2 separate regions of the Homo sapiens genome follow, and region 2 is linked to region 1. Evidence: chromatin loops called from intact Hi-C (ENCODE). Cell type or tissue: PC-9. All regions are shown on one strand. Links, peaks and the distances in the headings refer to the core of each region. The heading gives the core; the rest is flanking DNA. Region 1 overlaps ELF2 (E74 like ETS transcription factor 2). Region 2 overlaps NAA15 (N-alpha-acetyltransferase 15, NatA auxiliary subunit).

Region 1 (5,385 bases), core at 286-5,285:
ATCAAAAGACAAAACTTTTGTCTTTTCAAACCAAAGACAGTCTTTTATATACACACATATATACTCCAAGGAGAATACCTACAGGCCATATTCAGTTTCACCGGTAATTCCAAAAGCTTACGAAAAAATAGTTTCCAATGGCAAAGTGAAGCCCTCCTACCTTTACAGTATTTTTCAAAGTTTTGATGCAAAGGCATTCTAAGGTTCTTTCCGTGTGTTCGCAGCCACTGGAAACAACATCTCTTGAACTGTACATATTCAATATTCACAGAAATATCATTGACCCAACAACTTCACGTATCGTTAGTACCAATAATATAAAGCCAAAAATTCCATCCCTTAATTCATATTGTAGTAATGGACAATATATACAAAGGAATCAAGTTCTCATTGTGCTCTCTTACTAAACTTAAGTTCTTGTTCTGACCAGAAAGCAACTGTCAAACAGATGTGTTTTAATCACTACTCAGTAAACTGCATTTTCCTTTGGAACCTCTGAAACACATATTTTTACATTTTATAGAATAAAAGACTGGTCACCACTGTGTTGTACTCAATACATACATATTATTTCAGACTTTGAACCTAGAGCGCTTCCGTTAAATTTTGATACATGTGTTCATGATTTCCCCCATCGAACTGAGTCACAGAGTTTTGCCAAGCAAACTACTAATTTCAAGTCCCTTACCTAAAAACAATGGATGGAAGACTGTTAAGATCTTTTACAGAATTACTGTTCCCTGAGTATTTCTCATCGTCCACTTCCCATCCATGGCAATATGAAATAGGAACCGGGAAGAGGAACATGTATGCTTACTATTACAGTAAGTAAACAGTATTCAAGCAGTGCTACATCGATCCAGGGCCCTCACTGCGCTGTCTGCTATTAAGCAAAGCTGCTTTTTCTATGTAACTTAAGTCCGTGCCCTTCCGCTGCAGCAGTGGCGCCGCACATCCCCCACCCCTGCGGCCACTTCCGTGTTTACACTCCTCTTCCCTCCAATTCCATGCGTACATTGTCAGCTTCACTCCCGCCCAATCTTCATTGGCCCAGCGCGGGCCCGTAGTCCCGCCCCCAGAAATCAACGTTCTAATTTGGAACACCTCAGAGAGCAGATTGGAACCAGAGGCCTGTCAATCCCGTCCGTTCTGTCCTTTCCGAGGCGCTTCCGCTGTGGTGGGAGGTTTGGGGGGGGGTAGAGGGGAAGGGGGCAATTCCGTGCTGAGACTTCCCTAGGGCCAAGACTCCCTCCCTCCCGCCTCGCTCCTTAACATTCACCCACTGTTTACAAAAATAAATGTTCTTCTCTGACGCCGCAACCCTCCAGGTCAGGGGTACAAATATATTCCGTGTTCTTCCCATTCTCCCCCTAAAAAAACAACCCACGAGGGAAGGGGCATAAACCTAGTTTCTTCGCAGCCACCCGTTAAATGAGCAAAGGGAGGCGGGCCCCTGAAACATCATCCCGGTTACTCAACATTATTAAGTGACCCTGTCCAGGACCGTTACTCCTGAGACTGCATAAGGTGGGAATGTGCGGAGGAGGGAGGGTCAGAGCATTTTTTTTTGGCGGGTATCGGTCCACCGGACATCGCCCCTGGCTGCCTGGTCCATGCGGAAGTCATGGAATTGTGGACGAAGTCTGAAGGGAGAACCGAGCGGGGGTGGCGAGCGTTCGCCGGAGAAGCCCGCCGCCCCCGAACGCGGGCAGCAGCGGCCTCTCCGGCCAGACAGCGTGGCAGGCGCAGCCGAGAGACAACAGCCTCACTCACTTCCTGGTTCCTCAGCAACTGGGGTGAAGCGCACAACTCGTCCGCCCCCGAGTGCCCAACTTAACCGCGGCTCCGTTCTCCAGCACCCGCTGCCAGCGCTCAGCCCGGCAGCTGCTGCTGCTGCTCGCCGAACCCACCCTGAAGCGACAGCGCCGGATTCGAGGCAGGTTACTCTCCAAGGTGATCACTTCCTGATTCGTCGCCTCCATTACTTCATTCACTCCCCCCTTTCCCCCAGCCGCCCCAGTGACTGTGAGGTGGACACTGTACCCCCAGCACAGACTGCTACAGGGGAGTCACCCCGCCTTCTGTGCACCCCCTCTCCTGCTGCACCGATGCACGGGAGAAAAGTTCCCCTGTCCTTACCGGCCCGGATGAGCAGATCCAGCTGGTTCGTGGGTCCCTCATGCAGAGACGTCGCCATGTTTATCCCGGGGCTGGAGCTGCTGCTTCACATTGACTTACACCGTGAGCAGCGGCGGCAGGGGAGGAGGCGGAACCCGCGGCCGGAGACACACGCCGTGCGACCGACACACACTCACGCACTCGCACACACTCCGACGCCCGGATCCTTGCGCGTCCTCCGACAGGAAGCCGAGGCCGGCCCGCCTCCCGCCGCCGGGCTGAGAAACCCCACCACCTAACGGCAGGGGCAGGGGCGGCAGGGGCAGGGGCGGCGGCGGCGGCGGCGGCGGCTGTGGCTGTGGCGGCCGCCGCAGCTGGCAACGCGATCCTTCCGCCCCGCGCCCAAACAGGAAGTCCCGGACGCTTGCTCCAGAGAGCGGCCGCAGCCTGCGGCGAGAGACACCTGAGGCTGGGAAACGGCTCCGGGAGCCGCGCGAGGACACAGCCCCTCGGCAGGAAGAGGCACATTTCACGCTCTGCGGAAGAAAAGTCTGCAATTGTCCCCCCTCTGGAAAAGAGCCATTAATCATATTTTCTTCCTGGAAGCAATCTAATACCTAGTCCTGCAGCTGTAAATAAAGGTGGCTATTTAACTTCTTTTGGCTTTTTCAAACCTTATGCAACATGTAACCAGTTCACTTGAAACATCTGCACTTTTAAGACAGGAACACCAACAAAGTCATACCTAGAACATATTCTGAAAGCATTACTTGGAAAATAAGGAGTTTCCAACTACTTTCTGAGACCAACTTCGTCCTTTTCCCTTAACAGAAGTGTCAAAGAGCACATTAAACGGGTATTTAGTAAACAGAACACACCAACCTCTGGAGATGAGACTCCCCCAATATGCTAATCATGAAATTCATGTACCCTTTCATTTCTGTTTGGCTCACTTGGAAACAAATTTATATTGTCATTTACTTCAAAAAAAAGTAATTCTTGCTGAAAACTAACCTAATTACAAATACATATTAAAATACAATGGACAAGGGAGATAAATCGCCAATTTAATGACTATAAATTTACTGAACACAGGAAATCAAACCAATATAATGACGAATAACGCTTCATTAAAATGCTTCCCTGGTTTCAGAATTTAATAATACATAAATTGTTTGAAACAAAGGGTTATGCTAAAGTTGTCTGCACACAAAACTTACATAAAGGAACAGTGCCTCCTACAGAGTAAGTGCTCAATAAGTATTTGCTGAATAAACAAAAAGATCTGGCATTACAAATTTAAAATAACAAGGTGACAATTTTTATGATCCGAATTGACTGAACTGTGTAGAGAAAAAAATGTTTTCAGTGGTAATATTAATGCGATATCATCTTATAAAAGCTTGCCCAACATGAGTGCAGCATCAGAATGGATTTACATAGCCCATGACTATTTTTTCTCATTTCTCCTAATATTCATTTATTCTCTTGGTCCTTTTACCCTACCCCTATCACCATGATCCTCACTCTCCCAAAAAAAGAACCTACATGCTATTTCCAAAGTACAACTCCTCTTTAAATAAGGATCTCTTTCTTGAATTAGGTAAACCTGCCATGTATGGGACATGGTAGCTTTTATATTTTATTGCCAATCAATTTAAAGTAAGCATCATCCTTAGCTGGGCATTGTGGTGGGCCTGTGCACCTAGCGACTCAAGTCTAAGGCAGGCCATTTTCTTGAGCCCAGGAGTTTCGGGTTGCAGTGAGCTGTGATCGCACCACTGCACTCCAGCTAGTTATTAGAGAACCACAGTTAGTCCACTCCTTCACTTTACACATTGGGAAACTGAGGCCCCAAGAAGTTACTTAACAAAGGTTACAAAGTGTCTTGTTACTTCAAGGTCAAAACTCTTACAAAACAGTCTTCTATAAAATTTAGAAGTTATAAAAAAAGTTAAATCCATTTTACTACTATTATATTTATAGTATGATAAACTGCAAAATGGTTGATTTTTTTTAATGTCAAAGGTAAAGCAATGGGAAGTTAAAAGAGAAAAATGGAAGAAAAAAGTTTTGAGAAGTGAATGAGAGAATAGGAAGAGGCCAAGCTGTCAAGTTTTTCTCATACAACTAAACAATGAAATTCAAAGTTGGTACCTTGAGCATGTTTAGGGAAAAAACAGGGTCAAGAAAACCGTAAGAAAAATATGTCTGTGAAGCACAACAAGCTGGAATCATATAGTTTAGGAGCACCAAGTAAAGCTTGGTCTGTCAACATCAGAAAATAGACAATAGTTACAGAAGTGCAGTCTACAGATGTACAAAGAAAAAAGATGAATTATTTCATATATTTTATACTACTGCTTAAATGTCTATTTGAGCTTTTTATGTTACTGATTTATTTAATAGTCAGGTTTTATAAAATATTATTAAAATGAAGATCTTCGAACCGTCATAAACTAATTCACTTATTCAACAAATTATTATCCAGTACTTACTTTAAGCAAGTTTCTGTTATAGGTGCTTATTAAGCTGGTAGCACTAAATTATATAACAAAAGGAAGAAATTAACCCTTCTCAATTCATATAGAACTCCCCACCCACCAAGGGTGAAAGTCTTAGAGACAATATGATACACAAGACTGCTTATATATGAAATTAAATAATAGGGTGTATATACAGTGGGTATAATTACCACCCAAGGATGTTAAATTATTTATAATTATAAAAGCCTTCATAAGGCATAAATTTTTAATAGGGGTTCAAAGAGGCAAATTTTTGTTAATGAAATGTTTATTTTTTCAGAGGAAAAGGACTATGGCTAATTTTAGATTCCTTTTAGGAGTTAGGAGGATCATAACTCCTAAAAGTAATTTTATTGTAAGTCCTTCTGTCATATGTACAATAGCATTCATTTTGAGGCATGAACCATGAAAATCTTCTGACAAGGGTCCAGTATTTACTGTTTTTGATACATACTTAGCTTAGGTGTGATCTGACTTAGGTTCATGTTTTTTGCATTTTAACTTATCCCTGGGCCAGGCTCTCCTTGAGACTTGTTGATTCTTCACTTTATGATTTATACTAGACAAACCATTCTGTCCAATTATTAGCAGCTACTCTTAGAAGACTGTCAGCTAAGTATTGCAGCTAGTCATTAATTAATTCAGTAATTCATTCATTTATAGAAACAGGGTCTCGCTATGTTATCAAGGCTGGTCATCAACTCCTTGCCTCAAGCAATCCTCCGTCCTTGGCATCCCAAAG
Region 2 (5,385 bases), core at 178-5,177, 270 kb after region 1:
TTTTCTTTAGCCCAGTAACTTATTGCTTGTTTTCTGTTTCCTTTCTGCTATAAACTTTTAATGAGTCACTGTAGGTTATAAAAAGTTGATAAGGTAATAATTTCTTCACCATTTTCTTTCATCTTGTTCATGGTCAGAAGCCAGAGTGTGCTTGTTTTTTGTTTTTTTTTTAACTTAAGTTTTAGCTTAGTCTTCTTTCTCCTTTTTAAATTTGGTAGACAAAAAGTTCTGTCAGAAGAGTTTTTTTGATGTTCTAATAAGTCAGCTTACTCTTTCAGCTACATGTTAATAATATTCAGAATGCTTCTTTAGAGGTTATTTTAATTATTTTTTTTTCTTTTGAGACTGAGTCTTGCTCTGTCACCCAAGCTGGAGTGTAGTGGCATGACCTCAGCTCACTGCAACCTCTGCCTCCTGGGTTCAAGCAATTCTTGTGCCTCAGCCTCCCAACTAGCTGGGATTACAGGCGCGTACTACCATGCCTGGCTAATTTTTGTATTTTTAATAGAGACAGGGTTTCACCGTGTTGGCCAGGCTGGTCTTGAACTCCTGACCTCAAATGATCCGCCCACCTCGGCCTCCCAAAGTGCTGGGATTACAAGCGTGAGCCACCGTGCCTGGCCAAGGGTATTTTAATTTTAATTTTTAGATTATTTTGGTTATAAGTACAGTGTCATCAAGGCATATTGTTTGGATTCTAAAAAATCAGTTACATTGAAGAGTCAAAGATGGAGCAAATGAGACATATGAAACACTTTAACCAGAATTACATAATGTGCATTTATTTGCCGGTCTTTTGTTGGAGACCCAACGTATGGGCTTTTTTGATTGCTGTTTCACTTGTTTTTTCTTGCATAAATCACATCCATAAAATATCTTTTTTTTTTTTTTTTTTTTTTGAGACGGAGTTTCACTCTTGTCGCCCAGGCTGGAGTGCAATGGCGTGATCTCAGCTCACTGCAACCTCTGCCTCCCGGGTTCAAGCGATTCTCCTGCCTCAGCCTCCCAAGTAGCTGCGATTACAGGCACGTGCCACCATACCAGGCTAATTTTTGTATTTTCAGTGGAGATGGGGTTTGACCATGTTGGCCAGGCTGGTCTTGAACTCCTGACCTCAGGCAATCCACCCATCTTGGCCTCCCAAAGTGCTGGGATTACAGATGTGAGCCACCATGCCTGGCCAAGTAGGATCTTTTGTTTCCAGTTTTGAAAGAGTCAGACTTTGATGTTTATGAAGTGGTCTTATGTATAGAATCCTATATTTTTATGATTTTCTTCTACTTAAGATATTTTGATTTAGATCTAAACTGGTTAAAAATACCTAATTTATCTTTTTAGTCTTTCCTTGGTATTCAACTTATGGAACAGTCATTTTCATTCTCACATCTTAAGTTTACACAATACTGAATTCTGCCATTAGAATAATAAATGCAACTGATTCAAAGATGTTTGAGAAAACAAAACAGTCTTAGTAGGCTTGTAGCTCAGCTTGTAGGAGGGAACATGGGTGCACCAGAATAACCTAGCTGCAATCTTTAGTCCTCACAATTTATTGAGGTTTTGGAAAGAGCTGATATTAGTCTGTTGAGTCAGTTAGGTTGAGGTCATTCAATAAAGCCATAATAGTAATAGAAATCCCTTAAACATGGATTAAACAAAGAACAGAAGTAGTAAATAAAAAATGCTCAGAGATCTCTCAGGAAGCCAGGAGCGAGTAGTATAGTCAAGACTCAAGAGAAACCAGAACCTGGATGGCCACTCATTCTCCTGGACCTAACAAACTCTCAGAGTATTCTTTGAGTTTTACTAATGTTTTACCCTGGATTGTGAAATTGAAAGTTGAATACTGTCATCTACTTAGAGAATTTCTCTTTTCACATAGCATTTAATTCTTAAATGCAAATGTTTACTGTGGGTGTTCATTTATACAAACTTTGTTAAAAGAATCAAGATATAAATCATCCACAATATTGCCTGTCTTTGTCCAACTCTTCCTGATTTCTGGTTCAGCTGAAAAGGAGTAACCAATAAGTTTTTATAAAATTACATCTTAATGTACACCTGTGCAAAAGTATGATGTATTTTAAAATTTGTATCTAGAGGTTAAGATATTTTTAATAAAGGAGGGTGTGTGTGTTGGAGTGTTTATTTAGTGTTTTAGTAGAAAATAACACATTTTGCATAAGAATAGTAAATGTGTGTTTTTTCTATTAAAGTGTGTTTGTGTGTTTGTACTCTAGGTGGCAATCATAGAAGAGTTAGTAGTAGGTTATGAAACCTCTCTAAAAAGCTGCCGGTTATTTAACCCCAATGGTAAGTCCTCAAGTTTTATGTTTTAAAAACATCTTGAAAATTTTAATACATTGTGAAATTCTTAATCAGAAGGTCAGTATTATTACTTAGGCAGTAAGCACAGTGCATTAAATTTTTTTCTCTTTGAGAGGGAGATCCATTAATTTGCACATTGTGTGATGATATTTGGTTAGAAGAGAATTACATTATCTTTGTTTTTTGTGTTTTGGGTTTTTTTTGAGACATGATCTTGCTCTGTTCCCCAGGCTGGAGTGCAGTGGTGTGAACACAGCTCACTGCAGCTTCGACCTCCTGGGCTCAAGTGATCCTCCTGCCTCTGTCCTCTGTGTAGCTGGGACCACAGACATGCACCATCATGCCAGGCTAATTTTTAGATTTTTTGTAGACTTAGGGTCTCACTTTGTTGCCCAGGCTGGTCTCAAACTCCTGGGCTCAAGTGATCCTCTTGCATTGGCCTCTTAAAGTGTTGAGATTATAGGCATGGGCCACTGTGTCCCACCTCGCATTAGTTTATTGAAAAGAATGTTATGTAAAATTTTAAAAACATCTACAAAACTAAATGCAACAGTATAATAATCCTCTCTTTACCCAGCACTCAGCTTCAATAATTTTTAATTCATAATTGAATTTATTTATAGCTTCTCCTACTTTTCTCTACTCCCATATTGTTCTGAAGCAGATCCAAACATCACATCATTTTATCCATGGATATTTCAGTATGTCTAAAGAGAAGGACTTAACCTAAAACATAACCTAATACCATTCTCATACCTGAAAATTAATATATATATTTTTTGAGATGGAGTCTTGCTCTGTCATCCAGGCTGGTGTACAGTGGCATGATCTCAGTTCACTGTAACCTCCACCTCCCAGGTGCAAGTGATTCTCCTGCCTCAGCCTCCCGAGTAGCTGGGACAGGTGCCTGCCACCACGCCTGGCTAATTTTTGTATTTTTGGTAGAGACGGGGTCTCACCATATTGGCCAGGCCAGGCTGGTCTCGAACTCCTGACCTCAAGTGATCCGCCTGCTTCGGCCTCCCAAAGTCCTGGGATTATAGGCATGAGCCACCACGCCTGACAAAAATTAATACTTTCTTAATAATAACTATTCAGTCCATGTTCACATTTCCAGTTATGTTATAAATGCCATTTTTTTTTTGCCTTTCCTTTTTTGAAGTTTGTTGGAATGAAGATTCAGATAAGATGTGTACTTTGAATTTGGTTGATGTGTCTCTTAAACTCTTTTTATCTTTTGGGTTTCTGTCCTATCCCTTTTCCTGCAATTTATTTGTTGAAGAAATTTTTTTATTTTTTTTTTCAGTTTTCCCAGTCTAGAGTTTGCTGACTGTACCCCATGTGTTGCTTAACACATTATTCCTTGCTCTCTGAATTTCCTATAAACTGGTAGTTCAGTGTAGAAGTTTGTTGCTAGTATGATAGCCAGTAGCACAGTGGCTAATTAAAATTTTAAAAAATTAAATAAAATAAATTCCATTCCTTGGTTGCAGTAGCCACATTTTAAGTGCTGCTCAATAGCTATATATAGCTAATGCCTACCATGTTGGAAAGGGAAAATACAGGACACTTCTGTCATGACAGAATCTTCTAATGGACAGGTCCAACTAGAGATTTGATGAGATTCAATATTGTTTTGATGGTTTTGCTTTTGTTTTTTAAACAGAGGAGTGAGTGAGATTCTTACAGGTGGTGGCATATTCTTCTATTAGTAGGCATACGTGTTAGTTTTATATGTTAGCAACTGTTAAGAATTACCAACTGGTGATACTCTATTATTCTTTATTATTTTAAAAGAGAAAATTTTCTTCCTCTATTACCTGTTTACACAATGTTTCAGTTTACATAGGAAAAGCATGATAAATGGATTTTTTCTCCCCACTCCCTCCTTTTTAAAATTTCTTTACCAGTTTTCAAAATAATGAATTGTTGGTTCAATAGCATCCTTCAAAGACAGCAAATACGTTTTTAAAAAGTATTATGAATTCATGGATTTAAGCATATTTGATGTTTTATATCAAATATTTGATGTTGCATATTCAGCATATTAAAATATATTAAGAATATAATCACCAAATTCAAAATAACCACATTACAAATCTCAAATGGTCCCATTCTTTACATACCATAGTAGTAGTTGATAACTTCTTGGGTGTTAATAAGACAAGATATTCCAGTTTATTGCTGCCACTGCAGATCTGGAATCAATTGTTTTTCCTAGGAGTTCTGGTTCCTGTAGTGGGAAAGCCCGGTATGGGACCCTGGGTGCATATTGCTATTGGGTTGGTCATTGTTTCTAGGTCTCAGATTAATTTAATAGTACTTTTTTCCATGATTTCATTGGTTAATCATCATAATGTTCCTTTGATTATCAGCATTTTCCTACATATTTTACAAATGTGGAAGAGGTTCAATGACTTGCCCAAGAATATGCAGCACTTTTGTTGCAGATCTGTCAGATGGGGAGTTGGTGAGTTCCACTCCTATTATTTGTCCACTGAGCCATCCTGCTTTTACTAGGAAAAATTTTTTAAAAAGCAATCTGTTGCTTTCTTTGAAAGCACGTATCAGTTCTCAGATTTTAGAAATTTGTATTAAAAAAGAATTTTTTAACGTGTGGGTTGTATATTTAACTTACACATTTTCTTGTCAGTATATTAAAATTAAATCATGAACTAAAATATAAAAATTTTTTTACTTGTCATCTCATTTTTGGGGTATAGTTTTTATTTGACTTAAATTATGCATCTTTGCATATTCAGCATATTAAAATATATTAAGAATATAATCACCAAATTCAAAATAACCACATTACAAGTATATTTTATAACAGTTTGGTGCATTAGCTAGAAACTCAATTAAGCAGCCAGGGCTTTTTTTTTTTTTAACCTCACATGAATAGAGAACATTTTTAATTTCTTCCCCCTTTATAAATAACATCCTGATCAGTATGCTCTCATAGTTCTAGTACAGCTTGTCTCCCCCCTACCTGTTTCAGTTTTCTTTCTAGGTAGTTAGACCTTATTTATCTCCCATGTTTGTTTCATAAAGTTATTA

Evidence for each region. A loop is a pair of places that touch in the nucleus more often than their neighbours do. Peaks named below come from ENCODE experiments on the same cell type or tissue, not always from the same donor. Only the 100,000 strongest peaks of a DNase experiment are listed, where the experiment ranks them.
Region 2: it touches region 1 in a loop (2.0-fold over the local background); 3 of 110 quality-filtered maps call a loop at or near these places.

Annotation. Positions count from the first base shown.
Region 1 is chr4:139,081,994-139,087,378 of GRCh38, forward strand. All of the region lies in intron 4 of ELF2 (E74 like ETS transcription factor 2), which reads right to left. Among named protein-coding and RNA genes, the nearest start is that of NOCT, 69 kb to the left of the region's middle. RefSeq lists an enhancer at 1,820-2,209 and a silencer at 2,440-2,569. In PC-9, for the core only: a CTCF peak has its summit at 3,283; DNase peaks (open chromatin) are centred at 1,058, 1,938 and 2,458; H3K4me3 peaks cover 3,381 bases; H3K27ac peaks cover 2,428 bases.
Region 2 is chr4:139,351,786-139,357,170 of GRCh38, forward strand. NAA15 (N-alpha-acetyltransferase 15, NatA auxiliary subunit) reads left to right here. Exons shown (of 20, transcript NM_057175.5): 10 at 2,241-2,313. Among named protein-coding and RNA genes, the nearest start is that of NDUFC1, 52 kb to the left of the region's middle. In PC-9, for the core only: no CTCF peak of the experiment used is centred there; no DNase peak of the experiment used is centred there.